Regions from separate parts of the Mus musculus genome. Here region 1 is linked to region 2. Evidence: chromatin loops called from intact Hi-C (ENCODE). Cell type or tissue: gastrocnemius. All regions are shown on one strand.

What was found. Peaks named below come from ENCODE experiments on the same cell type or tissue, not always from the same donor. Only the 100,000 strongest peaks of a DNase experiment are listed, where the experiment ranks them.
Region 1: it touches region 2 in a loop (1.9-fold over the local background); 3 of 42 quality-filtered maps call a loop at or near these places.

The regions. Positions count from the first base shown.
Region 1 is chr14:25,221,471-25,229,470 of GRCm38, forward strand. No RefSeq gene overlaps it. Among named protein-coding and RNA genes, the nearest start is that of Gm32379, 14 kb to the left of the region's middle. In gastrocnemius, no CTCF peak of the experiment used is centred here; DNase peaks (open chromatin) are centred at 3,948, 4,960, 5,306, 5,826 and 1 more place; H3K4me3 peaks cover 1,036 bases; H3K27ac peaks cover 3,991 bases.
Region 2 is chr14:25,300,019-25,308,018 of GRCm38, forward strand. All of the region lies in intron 2 of Zmiz1os1 (a long non-coding RNA gene), which reads right to left. LOC115486423 (a long non-coding RNA gene) reads right to left here. Exons shown (of 2, transcript XR_001781198.1): 1 at 7,394-8,000; 2 at 3,603-6,371. Among named protein-coding and RNA genes, the nearest start is that of Gm41113, 75 kb to the right of the region's middle. In gastrocnemius, a CTCF peak has its summit at 4,636; a DNase peak (open chromatin) is centred at 4,651; H3K4me3 peaks cover 507 bases; H3K27ac peaks cover 3,757 bases.

The DNA of each region.
Region 1 (8,000 bases), 79 kb before region 2:
AGTCAAGATTCATCTCCCTGTTTTCACCCCCTTTAAGAAAGAGAACGTTCAGCTATGAATCCATCAACAGAGCTGTCCTCTTATGAGACCAGAGCCCTTAGAATCCCGCCCTGCCCCTTCCCACCTCTGAACGTTGTATCAGGAGCCACTTGGCACTCAAGACTTGGAGAAAAAGCTCCATGCCCAAACTTTAGTATTTTGCTGGGTTTGATTAATTGGTTGGTTGGTTGGTTGGGCTGGGTTTGGGTATTTAAGTATCTGGGTGATTAATGAATATTCCAGTTCTCTTCTTCTTTGAAGCTTGTAGGATGTGAATCTCTCAACCCACTTTGAATTTAGTCATTTCAAAGGTAGTTTGCTTTGGCCAGTGGGATGTGTTCAGAGGTGAAGTATGTCAAAGTTTGCAAGTCAATTGTCGTTGCACTCTCTAGGCTATTTTATTATCCAATTCCATGGAAGGACCAGAGATGCCTATGGAGGTGACACACAGAGCAGGGAGCAAACAGAGAGAACTCCTAAGGGCTGAGGCAAAAGGAGTCCTTATTCATATCCCTCCATGGAAGTACCCCCTCCCCTGCCTGTCCTGCCTCTTTAAAAGCTGGATCCACATGAACTCAGAGGACAAGGTCAGAGAGAGCATGGTCAAGGAGTCTCTTGATAGATGGAGGGCTAGATGAGATTTCTGAGGTCAAAGACCATGCATATGGCCACCTCTGTAATGCTATGTGTCTAACAAAAACCAAACAAACAAAACCAAAACAGCTTTTTTCTGTAGTAGCCTCTGAGGAAAGGTTTGATAAATGAATGAATGTAGGCTGATCCTAAAAGAATGATCAGCACTGGGGACTCGGAAGAGGAATAAACCTGGCCTCAAATGCCACTTCACATGATATCGCATGTGTGACTTTGAGCAAGTCCCTTAAGGAAGCCGACATCAGTTTCCTCGAGCATGGAGATAATGAAATATTGATTAGTAAGATTGGTACTGGGGTGGGGGTTGGGTAAAAGATGGCAGTAGTGGGCTTTGCTTAACCCCTCCTTGTAGACAACGCCACATAGAGGTTACACAGTTCTGGAGCCACATTCACGCTTCAGTACTCATCTCACAGTTTCTGACCACGATGTGATCTCAGGCCAGGTCTTTCATTTTCTTTGTCACCCCCTTTATGGCTGACCGGATCAACAACGACGACGACAACAGACAAAGCTATCTAATTCCCAGGCAGTTAGCATTCAAAGAGATGTGCAAAGCCCCCAATATGGAACAGTCTGCAGGCAACTTTTCTCACTCTAGTGCAGATCTGGGCTTAGGCACCATAGCACAGATACAGGCTGGGGTCCTCCATCAAGCCTCCTCCAACAGCAGTGTGGTTTGACAAATGAAGCTGCACGGGAATGATAATGGGGGATAATGGGTTAGTTTGTTATGTTTCCCAGGGTCAGGCTCAGAGCTGAGCCTGCTGTCGGATCTCTGGGGACTATGCTCCAGAGGAGTTGAGAGCAGGTTGCCCCCGCTCCTTGATGCTTTGTGCAGATTCTCCACAAACCAATCCTAGGCGTGTTAATACACACTGCCAGCCAGTGGGTCAGTACTGAATGACGGCCATAGGCAGCTCCTGGCCTCTCCAATTCCCTCAGCTGCTCCCCTCAAGAAAACCCCATCCACAGCCCCAGCTCCTAGCCCCAGGCTCTGATCAAGAGATTATTCACAAAGAGGTATCTAGACATCTTGTCTTCTCCACATCAGGAAGTTGTTATCTCATTCATTGATACTTATTGAGCACCCTCTGTATACCAATGCTTGGCAGTTTGCCAATGCCTCTTCCTTTGGTCTTTCCAGACACTCCGTGAGTCATGCATTGTTGACCTTGTTTCCCAAGCAAAGGATTGAGTTTTGGAGATGGTAATTAAATTGCCCCAAATCACAGAGAAGATGATGTAAGTCCTAATTCAGACCCCAAAGCCAGTCCACCATCTACCTCATTCATTGCCCTTCCTTATTATACAGAAAGCAAAGAAAATCTACAAAAATGACAAAAGACCATTTAGGGGGGATGGAATGTTTTTATATGTGGGATTTCAGATACCCCACAAAGAGCGGTGTTGCTAGAGGATTGCTCCTCTGACTCTGCGTCAACTAGCCATTTGGAAACGGTCATAAGTCAGCAAGTCAACATTATGACATGAGGGCTCCTCTCACAGGCAAGTGTCTGCCTCCCTCATTAAGGGCACGCAGCAGGTTAGACACTGATAAGCTCCATCTGGAGAACTCAGCCCTACAATTTAGGGGACACCAGCAACTTCCCCATAGCACAGGGAAAGCTTCTGATCAAGGTGGGGTACCCTCCAAGGGCTTTGCCATGCTGAGTTCTCCATGGGGGGATGGGAAGGGCTTCTGGGGGAGAACTGCTGTCACTCATCTTCCTGGCTATCCATCCCTTCCCTCCTGCAACCAGGTACTATGCCTTAGCCTTAGCCCCAGCAGCTCTCCGGCAGGTATATGACACCACCTTTCTTTCCTCCCAGTCTCCATTTCCCACTCTGTCCTGCAAAGTTAGAAGCTGCGGAGACAAACACCAAGGGAAGCTTTGAAGGGAGGAGCTGGAGCCATTTGACCTTGGAACCCCTGGGCAAAAACACTACTCTAAAATCTCTGACAAAGGGGCAGATGCAGTCTGTGTGACCCCAGTAGGAGGCAGTGGAGCCAGTGAGTCAAGCTTCTGGGGTCCACTGGGGATGCTTCAGGAACAGAATGGAGATTCTAGTGCTCCCCCAAACTCAGAGATCATCCATTGCAAGTAGCATCTCCCAGGGGGGACACCCCACAAAGGGATAGCAGTCCCTTTCCTAGCAACCCCAGCAGCTCAGAGGGCTAGAGGCCACAGAGTTCTAGAGATCAGGAACATCACAGTCTATTCTTGAAGTCTAAGGAATCTGGAGCCATGACCTTGTAACTGGTGTTTTACAATGTTAACAGTTTTTTTGAGATGGCTACTCAAAAAAGAAACGGTGTGCAAAATTGAACAGACAGGTCTTTTTCACTCTCTGTTCCATCTCTCCGTACCATGACATCTTCCACTGCAAACCCCAAGGGCACTGAGACACACACCATGTGCCTTTGGGAGTATGTCACTACAGTTAGAAAACAGAGACAAGAGCTGGAACTTCAGCCCCACTGACCTGACTTCAAGCCCCACACGGCCATTAACACGAGGTAGAGTCTGTTATCCAGGAAGACGCTCATGCAGAAATAGGTCCCATGAGGAAGGCTACCTTTGAGGTACTCCTAGAGCTGATGTGAGGTGACACTGGTCAATCACTTTGTTCGGCCTTGACCCATGGGATGTGTTTCATAGACGGTAGCTATGCTAATTAACATAGGTACAATAAAGTACAAGCCCCCTGCCGATCGTGTGAGGGACAGGATGATAATGACGGGTGATCAGGCTGCCAGCTATGACTCTCAAGTGTCTGGCTCTCAGGAGTTCAATGTTTCCTATCACACTCTGTCACTGACGCTTCTTGTCCAGGAATGTGCCCACCCCGTGTGGGACCAAGAGAGAGCAGAATGGCATCTTGTGATGGGCCAGGTACCCACACCCTCTGCTCAAGGACTTTGCTGAGAGCTAAGAATGATCATATCCATTTAACAGATAGGAATCCAGAACTTTCCTGAGGACCCAGAGTTGGACAGGGGACAGTTCAGGGACACAGGCCTGGCTCCTCAAAGATATAAGCCCAATGCCTCTGCCTCTGAATTAAATCCTTTGCCATGATCCACAGATACTTCTAGAAAAGAATTATCATGCCATTGACTGACTTCCCAATGATGCACAGATCACTCCAGAATCCAGGACTTAATGCATGGAGCTTTCCCCACAGGCCTGAGTCCCAAAGATGCTGCCAGCAGAGGATGCCTTAAACCTTCCTCCTGACAGTCTCGCTGGCAGAATCCCAGAACTGCAGTGCTGAGGGACCTGGAAGAAGTCTTTGAAGTCTCCCTCATACGGAGCTGCAGAAAGAGGCTTGTTGTCTTATGCAGAGAGCAGTTGAAGATATCAAAGGGAAGATAGGATGTTAAATTTGAGTGATCAATGTTTAATAGTCAGGGTTGTAAGCTGTCACGAGGGATGCAGTGGGTGGGAAGCCTCACGTACTGTAGGATTTGAGATGACACTGCCCCGGGCTGTGGAGGAGCCCTCTGGCATCCCTGTAAATAGGGAGGACAGATCAAGAGGTACAGGGGTGAGCCCACACTCCTCTGCCTGGCTGCTTATGTGGGGGGCATTGCATAGAATAGGGATGTTTTGGGTGGAAGTAAACCCTCAGATTCTGACCAAGCAGCAACCAATCATACAAATATTGGTCTCTTCTCAACAGGACGGTTAAGGGCCCCCAGAAAGGTAGAGAGGGGTCCACCTTGGATTAAGGAGACCTGAGGATCCAGCCCTTGTCAGGGATAACTTCAACATTGCACTGAAACTTCTCTGGGCAGAAATAGGAGGCTGCATGGACTCTGGGAGAAATGGATGCTAAAGGGGGTGGGACCTTCCTCTGTAGGACAGTCTCAGGGGCAGAGCCTGCCCTTCTGGGTCTCCTAGCATCTATGATGTCTGTTGCCATTCACAAGAGCTTGGAGGAATGTCAGCTCCCTTGCTTTGTGATATCCAGACCCTAGCAGATGGGGTGAGCTCCCCCAACCCAGGCCCTCTGTCAGTCACCCTCACAGGTTGTTCTGTGGCAGGGAACACGGCTCCCTCTGGTCCCTCCCCTGGAGCTCATATGCACGGCTGTGGAGTGACAGGGCTGAGGACCAGAAGGAGCGAGCTCCCTAAAAGCTTTCTTGGCTGAAGAGCAAGAGACAGGCTGGGCTGTCCCCACAGGCAGCCCTCATCTGTTCCCAAATTCGGGCATCCCCAGAGAGCATCAGGAAGGGCTTGGAGGAGTGGAGATGCAGACTGACTGACAGAAGAACAAATCCTGAAACTCCAGCCCCTGTGCCTGGCTAGGCAGGGGCCTCCAGACCTCACATGGCTGCCTGCCACCTCCTGAGCAAAACACAATTTCACGACTCTTTGGGGGATAAAGGATTTTATTTACCTCTTTTCAAAAGCTTCAGAATTCTTCCTGAACATCAAATAACTCCTGGCAAACACATCCTGATGAGTAACACGAAGTGAAATAGAACCAGATGGGCTGACTCGCTCTGGGCTTGCGCGGGAGGGGGAAGGGCGGATCTCACTCACAGAGAGGCTGGGCTGTGGGCCACAGGAAGTGCATCAGGAGGGGGGCACAGCCTTCCAAGCAGGGAGGGGACAAAGTCCCCTGGACTTTGCCGGAGATGGAGTCACACTGCCTGCCATCTGGCTTTGTTGGGAAGAGAAAAGAAATGGGGTTTCCGGCAGCCTGTTGGTGGCACCCCAGCAGTGTGGATCATGCCAAGCCTGGCATCTATGGCACTTGGGACCCAGGGGACTCTGAGACATAAGCTCCTGTGATAGGGAGATTGGATGGCCAGTGTATTTAGAATCCTCTAAGAACCTCCTGAGGACTCCGCGAATTATCCAAACAAGAGTGCTCTCTCTCTCTCTCTCTCTCTCTCTCTCTCTCTCTCTCTCTCTCTCTCTCTCTCTCTCTTGATTTGGTTCCACTCAGCTGAAACACACCATTTCCCAGCCTCTTTTCAAGAGGAAGCACTGTAGCAGCCCTGACCAGTGGGAAGCAGCTAGTGTCTAAGCCACTCCTTCCTTGTGCCATCCTTGACCTCCAGGAGGGAGGCTACAGCTGGAGCTGGAGTTCCACGGATGAGATGAGCAAGTCTGGTGGGGCAGGGAGCCTGAACCGCACATGCTCTGTGGAGCCACTGACTTATCCTTGAACATCTCTGGCCTTGTGCCTATCCGTGAGGATGTGCTGCTGTGGGGTTAGGCAGACGATATTAGGGTTCTCTGGATCCTGACACCAGACCAGTGGCTCCAGTCCCAGGGAAGCAGTCCTAGCAATCCAGACTGCATCAACTAATCTCTTATGCTCCAGAGACTCCCATGCCTCATGTAGCTGTCCCAGTTGCCTTAGGGGTCTCCTGCCCAACTCCTTCAGGAGGCTCTTGCCACTTCCACGGCAGCAGAGGCCACTAGCCCCAGTGTTCAGCCTGCCGCGCCCCCCCCCCCCCCGTGACCTCTCCAGACGGTAGCCTGTCTTTTAAGAGCAGAATGTTAAAACTGAGGGTACCGACCCTCTAGCTTATCTGGGTGTGGTCATCTTAACATGGGGTTAGATAAAATGAAACTTGTGTGTGGCAAACCAGGCCATGTTAGTCACCCAGGGTGGTAAGAGAGCCACATGGGAACTTGGAAAGCTTATCCATTGATTTTTTTTTTCTGGCATGGACTTTAACGGCAGGATCTCTTAGATGACAAACATCTGAAGCAGAACTTTTACATGTAAGGCAGACTCTGACGGGCCTCTTCTGGGAAGTCCTGGAGATTCTGCAGAGCACTGTTGGAAGTCACCGTGGCTGAAAGCAAAGGAAAATGCAGACAGCTAGCAAGCTGGGCAGAGCTGGGAACAGCAGCAGAGTTTGACTGCTAGTGGTTCCCAGCTCCTCCACACCAAAGGCCCCAATATTGGACACATGCGCTTCTTCCAGCAGATTCTTAATTGGGGCTCCAGGCCATCCATAGGCGAGGCTTCCAACCTGCAGCCCCGGCTTCCTCTCTCTGGCACTGTGTCAGTCTCCAGCCACTGCTCATGCTGCTCACCTTCCACACAACTTTCTCAGAGACTGGCCTAACTTTCCTGAAGGAACATGTCCCCTGACCCATTGCTATAGTATGTTCAAGCTCATATTTCCAAACCCCAGTCTGACCCTCAGTCTCTCTCCCCAAACTTTCATCTTCCCACAGACACTGCCCCACTGTGCCCCTACTTCTCCTCTGAGCCTGTGCTTGTGGCCCTGTGTGATGCTGAGACCATGTTAAGCTTTTGTGGCTCCGTCCCCTGCTCTCTTTGTCCCACCCCGCAGTCCTCCTCCAAGGCCTAACTCATCCTGCCTTTTCTCTGGAGCCATCCTTGGTGCCTTTACTCCAGGGAGTCTGGAGGGCAGTCAGTGCTGTATCCCGCAGGCTTTACCGTGTCTGCACGCATCCGGCTTGCAGTGTGCGTGTGGTGTACTTGAAGGAAGAGAGAGATCCATTTCCTGCGCATAAGATGCACACTCTATTTACTTGGATAAAAGAGACTGGTTAGCGCACATGTGTCCTGTTTTGCTAACTGTGCTCCCACACTCCTCATTTAACAGTAGCCTGTGTTCCTTCTGGAATTTGCCTCTTCCCCGCTGTGTGTGGTCTTGGTGGAGGGGAATTCTAGGCTTCTGCCTCCCATTATGAAAGCCAAAGGTCCAACTCCAGGCTCCTAGATCCCAGGGGGAGCAGGAACGTGCCTCGACCTCTCTTCTGGGAACACACATCTGCTGAGAGTCATTCAGAGTGTCAGCCAAGCTTCTGGGTTGCCAGCGACAGACTCCTGCTTGGTCAGTTTGAAGCAGCCAGGGATTTATTCCATAGAAGGTGAGGAAGATCACAGGCCTGGTGGATAGACTGGCAGATGGGCAGCGGCAAGACAGCCAGGGCACAGCTGGGCTCTTAGCCGAATAGTCCTCAGGACACCAATCCATGTGGTCACTACATGCAGGATGCCACCTTGCTTCCCATGCTGAGCACACAGCACGGATCTTCTTCCAACTGGTCATTGCTGCTGCTGCTGCTGCTGCTGCCTTAGCGTCCTGCCATCTCCAAGAAGAGCCTTGACAGTGTTCTACAACACTGCCTGCTACTCGTTTTCCCAGGTGACATGTAACTGACCCGCTGATACATATATGTCTGTGCCCTTCCTCAAAGGATGTACAGACCTTGTGTTACAGAGTCCTACAAAGGATGCTAGGATCGACAGTTCCGTCCACAGTGGAAGCATGACTTCACCACTTCCCTCACTTTAAGGCA
Region 2 (8,000 bases):
CCCTCAAACACAGGTGCAAACAGACAGGATGCTGCAGTCCCTGCTCACCAAGTTGCTCTTCTGCCTCTCTCCAGTCACTAGGCTGGCTCAGAAGCTCACTAGCTGGTTAACTGCAGGGGTACCTATCACCTGCTGCTTGGCTGCAGCTACATCCAACTACAATGGCCTTGCGGTCTCCCTCTCAGCAGAGTGTAAGCACTATGAAGGGAGCCGTCTCAGCTCTGATTCCCCTCTCAGTCACTCCCACATGGATTGTCAACCCAGGCAAACTGCAAGGTGCCAGCTGCGCAGTGGAATTGCCCACATCTCCATTTACCATCCAGCAGACGAGGTTGGCTGTTGAGCCACCCAAAAGTGGCCCGTCGACTGGGAAATGAATGTTTTGGTTGGTTCAGTTTGTCAATGTGCATGTTTGCCATTCTAGGCTTGAACTTGGGTCCTTGTCCATGCTGAGCAGGGGCTCTGCCACTGAACTAAGCCCAGCTCAGGATTCACTTCGTATTTTTGAAACAAGGTCTAGTGAAGTTTCCTGGGATGGACTTAAACTCACTCTGCGGTCCACAAAGACTTTGAACTTGCAATCCTCCTGCCTCAGCCTCCTGAGTAACTGGGATTTTGGCCTGAGCTACCAGATCTGGTTTAGTTTCATTTCAGCTAATTTAAATTTAAATGGTTGCCAGACTAGACATACCATAGATGGTAAGCGGGAGGGAGCGGCAGCGTGGGAACAAAGGAGTGGAGGGATGGAGGAGAGAAAGGAAAATGAAATAATTAAAGAATTCTTTTCTCTTTATTTGGGATTGGCCCACAAGCCTTGAGCATTTCACTGTATGTGGCATATGATATGGTATTTTGATGCATTCTCAAATCAGGATTGCCTTCACTGTCCCAGCTCCTCATTCATATTGTCGCCTCCTCTCCCTCCCCCTGCTCCCCTTCCTATCCCACTCTCCAGCTCTGGGTTGTGACTATTTTACTGCAGGCTCCACTTACAAGTGAGCTCCTACAAAGCTTGTCCTTCCTTCAGAGAATAGCAACAGCAACATGGAGTCTTCAAACTTTCAAGAAAGGCCTCCAAATGGTTGAAGCAGAAGGCAATGTTTGTGTACATCAAGCAGCCTGGGTCCTCCCAGGTCTCAGAACTCAGAACCAGGGCATGGACATCAGAAAGGAGACAGCAATCAGTCACCCTCCTTCACTGCCCTGCCAGGAGAAACTGAGCCCAGACAAGGGAAGGAATGGCTCAGGGGAGCCACCCTGGATGTCAGCCTCTGAGTTGTTGAGTCCCTGGGCCCTGCCTTCACCATCTGCTTCCCCTCAGGTAAGCTGAGAAGGCACATATGAAGCAGAGAGAGGAGGAGCTCACAGTTTCAGATGTGGGTGTGACACTCTGTCTATCTTACACACCTCCTGCCCTCCTGTCCTCCAACCCCATCTCTGCATTAGTTAGTCGTGCATTTCAGGACACTCTAATGAAGTATGTCTTGAGTCTCCTTTTCACGGCTAATGAGGAGACAACAAGGACTTGACGAATACCACTACAATTACTGGAGCAGCGAAGCGAGGGCCTCTGATTAGATGTGATAATTTGCAAGGCTGGGCTCTCCGCATTAAGTTTGCAAACAGTTTAAAAATCACTTCCTCTATTTATCCAGCTAATCCCTGTTTAATGACTCCAGACCCAAGGAAAAAAAAAGGGGGGAAGTGTCTCTTTAAAAATTAATAAATAAAAAATTAAACCACTAACAAACTCAAAGCTTATTTGCTGAGAAAGGGGAAGTAACAGGAGTGTGGGAGATTGTCATCTCCTCAGAAAGACTCCACCAATGTCGCACAGACCTGAAGGACCTTCCTGTCTCCAACAATGGTCACTGTACCTCATCCACTGCAGTCTCTAACCTGTCTGCCTATTCTCTCCCTGCCAGGACTTATTGTCTAGCATCGAAAGACCAGATCGCTTCCTGCTGGTATATTTGATGGCCTAATTCAGAAACAGCTGTAGGTGGTCACCTGTCTCCAAATACAGCAGCAGGGACGAACATGGGGAGGAATTTGTTCTCACAGAGGATTCTTTATAATCCTGCTATGCAAAGTGTGGTCCCTGGACCAGCAATGACATCCCCAGGAGCTTGTCACAAAAACAGGACACCAGCCCCACCCAGACCTGCCAATTCTGAGTCTGCCTTTTCCCAAGTGTGGACATGCCACTACATGTGAACTGTCACTGTGGCTGAGCAGAATGGCTTTATGGCAGATCATTTTTCTGTCCCCAAGGGTAACCCATAGAGACACTGCTTTGTTGACTTCCGTGCTATTGATGGATGCATTTGCTCTGTACTTGTCATGGGGGTTCTGCAGAGCCTTGTAGATGGGATTGCACCAAAGAAGAGAGTATTTGGGGAACTCTGGGTGCCAGCACAGCTGGATTTGAAACAAAGGAGACCAATCATGTTCTGCCCATAAAGGGGTATAGGAAGGACAGAATTACAACTAAATTCTAATTAACATATTCAAGTACTACATACTCAAATATACCACCCTAGTCTCCAAAATAAATTCCGATTTACACGTGTATACAAGTAGACATGTACACAGCCATAAACAGACAGAATTGATTTGCCTGAAAATTTAGAGTGTTCAGAACTAGAAACTATGCCCCATGAAATCCAGTGAACACTTTATTTCACCCTCAGAGCTTTTTGGAAGTTAAAAAAAAAAAAAAGAGTCTTAGCCTTACTTTAAAGGAGGGCAAATTAAGCCTAGAGAGAGAGAGAAAATGAGAGAGAGAGAGAGAGAGAGAGAGAGAATGAGTGAGAGAGAGAGAGAGAGAGAGAGAGAGAGAGAGAGAGTTCCAAGATCTTCTGCTCATCAAAGGTGGCTCAGAAGAACAGGTTAGATTGTGCGTTTCATCGTCCCTTGGAACACAAGAGTTTGAGGGTCACCGAAGGCCATTTATCAACTTTTTTCCTCAAAAGAATTGATAGCCTAACAGGGCATGTGGAATTCTAGACACATAACTCTGAAGGAACATGGATAATATACCACCAAGATCATGCTTCAGTTAACACACACACATACACACACTCATTCACACATACACACACATATAAAGTCACATACGTATACATACTCACACATATACATACCCACCCATATATACACACATAATCATTTACACATACTCACACTTACATATACACTCACAGAATGCATACACACACTCACATATACATACCCACACATACACATACACTCGCACATATAACACACTCACACATGTACACACACACTCACACATACACACCCACTTACATACATACACACATGCACACACACATGTGCACACACACACACACATACATACACACCAGAGGCTGACCTTAGCCAGTGAAGACCAAGGAAAGGAACCGTCAGGTAAACAAGGCTGAGAAAAGTGGAGAAGACAGGTAAAAGCCTTCAGGGACAAAGCACAAAGTGACACTATGGGGGAAGAGCAGGTAAAGAGGATGCTGGGTAGGGACATGTGAGGGCCAGGGGCCCAGAACCCACCCTGACTTAAACCATGACCCAAGTCAGCAATTGCTTTCAGCTGCCTCGGCATACACATCTGTAAAATGGTTTTATTCCTTTCTTCTATAAGTGTGCCTGGCTCTGGAAGCTTGAAGCTGTCTTCTGGGCATGCGGAAATCCTTCACACACAGGAGAGCTCAGGTGTCAGGACAAGAGGGAAGGGCAGCCGTGAGATCTTGACATACTGGCTGGCCCTCTCCAATTTTCGAAGGTCTGGCTCCTAAAAATAGAAGACTCCATAGGTCTAAAGTTCCCAACAGTACAACAGACAAAGAGGAAAGAGTCGAATCCCAGTCCACCTGAATTGAAGTCCTCGGCTTTGTCATTTACAGTTTTCCCTTGGGCATGCTTCCTCGGGGTCTTCTCCTGTCAATGTGGCTACATGAGAAAGTAGGAGGAACAGGTTAGACCAGAGAAGGGACTGGCTCTTAAGAAAGTAGAGAGCCTTGCACCTCCAGCATGTTCCTCCAAAGCAAATACAGACAGTCCTATGTGAGGGATCCACATGGCGCTTGATGACCCCTGCTGGAGTCCTGTGCAGACAGTCATGTGGCCCTTTGGAGAACAAAGCCCTAAGCATCGCACATAGCATGATTCCTCTGGGGTAGGAGCAGCCACTTCTGTTTGCAAACAGAACACTAGACAACAAACTACAAAAGGGACTTGAGGGAGTTTACTCCTGGGGCCCAGGATCCTGGGCAGGGGCAGTGTGGCTGGAAGCAGGCGTACCTTTTCAATTTGTAATCGCTTTTGAGTCATATTCAAAAACATTCCAAGATGAAATAAAGCGAAAGAAGGCTCAAGCTGCCCTGCAGTTGGGAGCCCTTTGGGGAACTGAAGTGAGCAAGCCAGCCCCTCTAATCCAGATGGACAGGCAGACAGACAGATAAACAGCTTAGAGGCCAAGGTCCCACAGGGCCTGAGGAATGGGCTGTCCCACCCCAGCCCAGCAGGCAGTGGCTGCCCTCTCACCCAGACCCCTGCTGGCAAGCACCGTCCACTCCCTGATCTTCCCGGAATGGACGCTTCCCCAGGCTCATTGCAAAACATCCTGGCTGGAGCTGCAGCCAGGAGTCCAGAAGCAAAGCTCCCTCTGCAGAGCGAGATGCCGCTTCCTGAGGACATTCCGGCCTGGTGTGAGGGCCTGTGGCAGGAGAGGGCAGGAAAGGCCAGGCAGTCATCGGCAGCCAAACTGGGGCCACAGCAGGGCCACGTGCTCACTGGGACGACATCTGGCTGGAGCCATAGCCCAGGTTTTAGAGGACTTGTAATCAGGCACCTCCTCAAGCCCTGCCACCGTCTCTGCTGCAACCCCCTCCACCAGACCCACTGCAGACTCGCTGGGCTTGTTAAGGGAGAAGGGAGCCTCCTTATAAAGAGATCCCTATTCGCAGGCTGCTCCACACACCACGATCCCTTTGCAGAGCTCCAGATTGATTCCAGCCTGGACCAGCTGTCACAAGGGGTCACCCAGGCCCTTCTCTTAACCCCACAGGATGGCAATTCCTTCACCTGGGTTAGAAAGAGATTTTTTTTTTTTTTAGCACAGAGCTCCCTTTTCAAATGTCATCCTCCTGAGAACCTGGCGAGGAATAAAAACACTGAGTGTGACACTGGTGAGAGGCAAGCAGAGAAGCCTGGATTCCAGCCCCTGGGCAGAGCCTAGGAAGCCTGGAGACTCGGAAACCCTTCTGAACATCAGGAAGCCACAGAGACCCTGGCTCTGGTTCTGTCCCTCTGTGCCCTCTCTCGGGCATCTCATGCCCAAAGCAGGTGTATTCTCTACCGCTCTCATCTTTGTCTGGCTAAATTCCAGATCCCAGTACTCACTGTCCACTGGACACCACCTAGATATCCGATAGGCTATAAGAACATCCAAAGCCATCACCTCACACCTCCCCTAATGCAAATGGCTCCTGTCATCAAATACCATTACATCAGCTCTTCTGCACCTTCTAGATTCTCTCCTGGTCAGGATTCACTACTGCCAACATTACCACAACCACAGCCTTCACCATCGCTGTCACCACCATCAACAGCAGCACCACAACCACCACTATCATCACCATAATCATCAGCATCACTGCCAACTTAAAAAAAAAAAGCCACTATCATCATTGTCACCACCAAGACCATAAACATCGCCACCAATATTACAAACATTACCACCATGACCCATCACCATTACCACCACCAAGACTACTACCATCACCATAATCATCATCAACACCGTCGATACCATCACCACAAACACACAAATATCACGGTCAACATCATCACTTTGTCATTGCCATTGCTGTCAACACCACCACCATCACCATCTTCACCAGCACACTCCCTCAACTACTGCCATTGCCTTTATCATCACCTCATCGGTACCATCAGGGTCAGCAAACATCACCATCATCCATTTTAACATTATCCTATCCCCTTCCAGTGTCTCTTACCATCTCTGTGTTCCCTTCCTGCTCAATCCCCTACCTCTTAAAGCACAGGCAGCTGTGATCATGACCATCACGGCTTATAACTTCACACTGCCCCCTCAGAGCAGAGTTCAAATGCCTTGAGATTTGACAGTTTACAAATCTAGCCTAGAGTTGCAAATCTCAGCCTCCAGGGAGAAAGCACCAACCTCCAGTATCCCGCGTACAGCTCCTGAGCCCATCTGTAATTCCTCCATCTGTCTAAACACATCCACAGATCCTGATGGTCCAGCAGCCACAGCAACTGCTGCAGTCGATAATGAGCCCCAAGACCCGGAACTACACATGTCTCCTTGATAGCAGTCTTGCCGTGCTGACCTGGCCCAGAACAGGAGAACAATGTGAGAGTGGGTTGGGGGAAGGGAGTTAGAAGGATGGAAGCAGAGGAATGGAGGAAGTAGCAGTGAATATCCAGAGGTCTCAGCATCATGGCTTCCCCCGTGGGAAATCTAAACGCCCTTCAGTAGAGTTCAAGCAACTTCAGCTCAGAAAAGGCACCCCTTCTTATTCTAACAGACCCGTGAAGGAGGCCTTTGTCCCGATGCTCTCAAGCCAAACACCAACCTTTCTGTCTCAGCTGTAGAAGACACTGCCTTACCGCACGACTGGGGCTGATGTGACTCTATACTCTGCTAACAAATGTAGGACTAGACCCCCTTCTTCCCCAGAACCCACAGGGAAGCTGACATTTGCCTCCCAGCCAGAGGTGTTGCTGGGGGCCACATCTGGAATGTGAGACAAGCCTGTCCTCAGATTCTGTCACCTCCATGATGGGAGGGGAATTCCACTGGAAAGGAAGGCTCTGTCCATCCCACCCAGGCCTCTCTGGCCTTTGCCGCACACCAGACACTGCACTGTGGTCGGGACTCTTCATTAGGCTATAGTCTCCTCTTTAAAATGAAGGCAACCCTGTCTGGAACTTTGGGGCCCACAGAACAATGATTTCATTGTCTTGGGGTGTGAAGTCCAGTTCCTTACATGGGGCTGGCTCTCGGGGGTCACTGACCTGCTCTCAGCTTTCACTCTGCACAGGACCCACCAGTGCCCCAAATCTTGGCTCTTCAGGAGAGCACAATCAGGTGTGGCCACAGCAACCATAACAGACTGAGGACTGGAACCTCCAGACTCTGTAGGAGGCAGCCTGGGGCAGCTGGCTCCTTAGGCAATGCATAGCCAACCAGAGGGATCTCAGACCAGTGGCTGCTGCTGGCCCCAGTCCTCCACGGACAGAGCTCAGTGCCAGCCCTGCCCTTCCCTTCTCTGATCTACACACACAGTTTCTCATTCCCACATGGTGCTCACCTCCCCACATTTCCTCCTTCCTCACCGCCTCTTCTCACCTGCCCTTTGTGCTGTCTCCCACTTGTCCTGCACCTCTTCCTGGCCCCAGTTTATGGCCCTGAGCCATAGGTGACCTTTGTCCTTATTGGTCCTCTGTGTATCTATGTGGGGTTCCCTGCCTCTCTTTCTTGGCCCTTCCCTCTCTTCTGTCCACACATAGCTGTTTCCTTCTACCCAGTTCCTCTCTCAGGACCTGCTCCTACCTCAGCCTTTCTCTTGTCTCCACTTTTACTTCTCTGCCTCTTGATCCAGCTGTGTCTGAGTGACAGTGGCTCCCTCCCTGAGTGTGGTGCCCACCTCCCCCCCCCCCATCTTTCTCTCTTTCACAGGCTATCTATATCCCTCTCTTTCCCCATGCAGCTGAGGGCTCACTTTCACAGTTGCCTTGGATGGGCACTCTGTGAACAAGGCAGGGGAAAGAGCGGGAAGCATGGAATTATGACTGGGCCCCTGGCTGTGCATGGGGTGGAAATGCAGAGGCTGGGATGTCTAAGAGACCCTGCCTAGATCACTCTGCTACAGGGCCATCTTCCCAGGAGTATAGTAAGGGCTCCTTCCTCTGCTGGTGCCAGAGCTGCTTCCTCCACAGACTCCTACCTGCAGTGG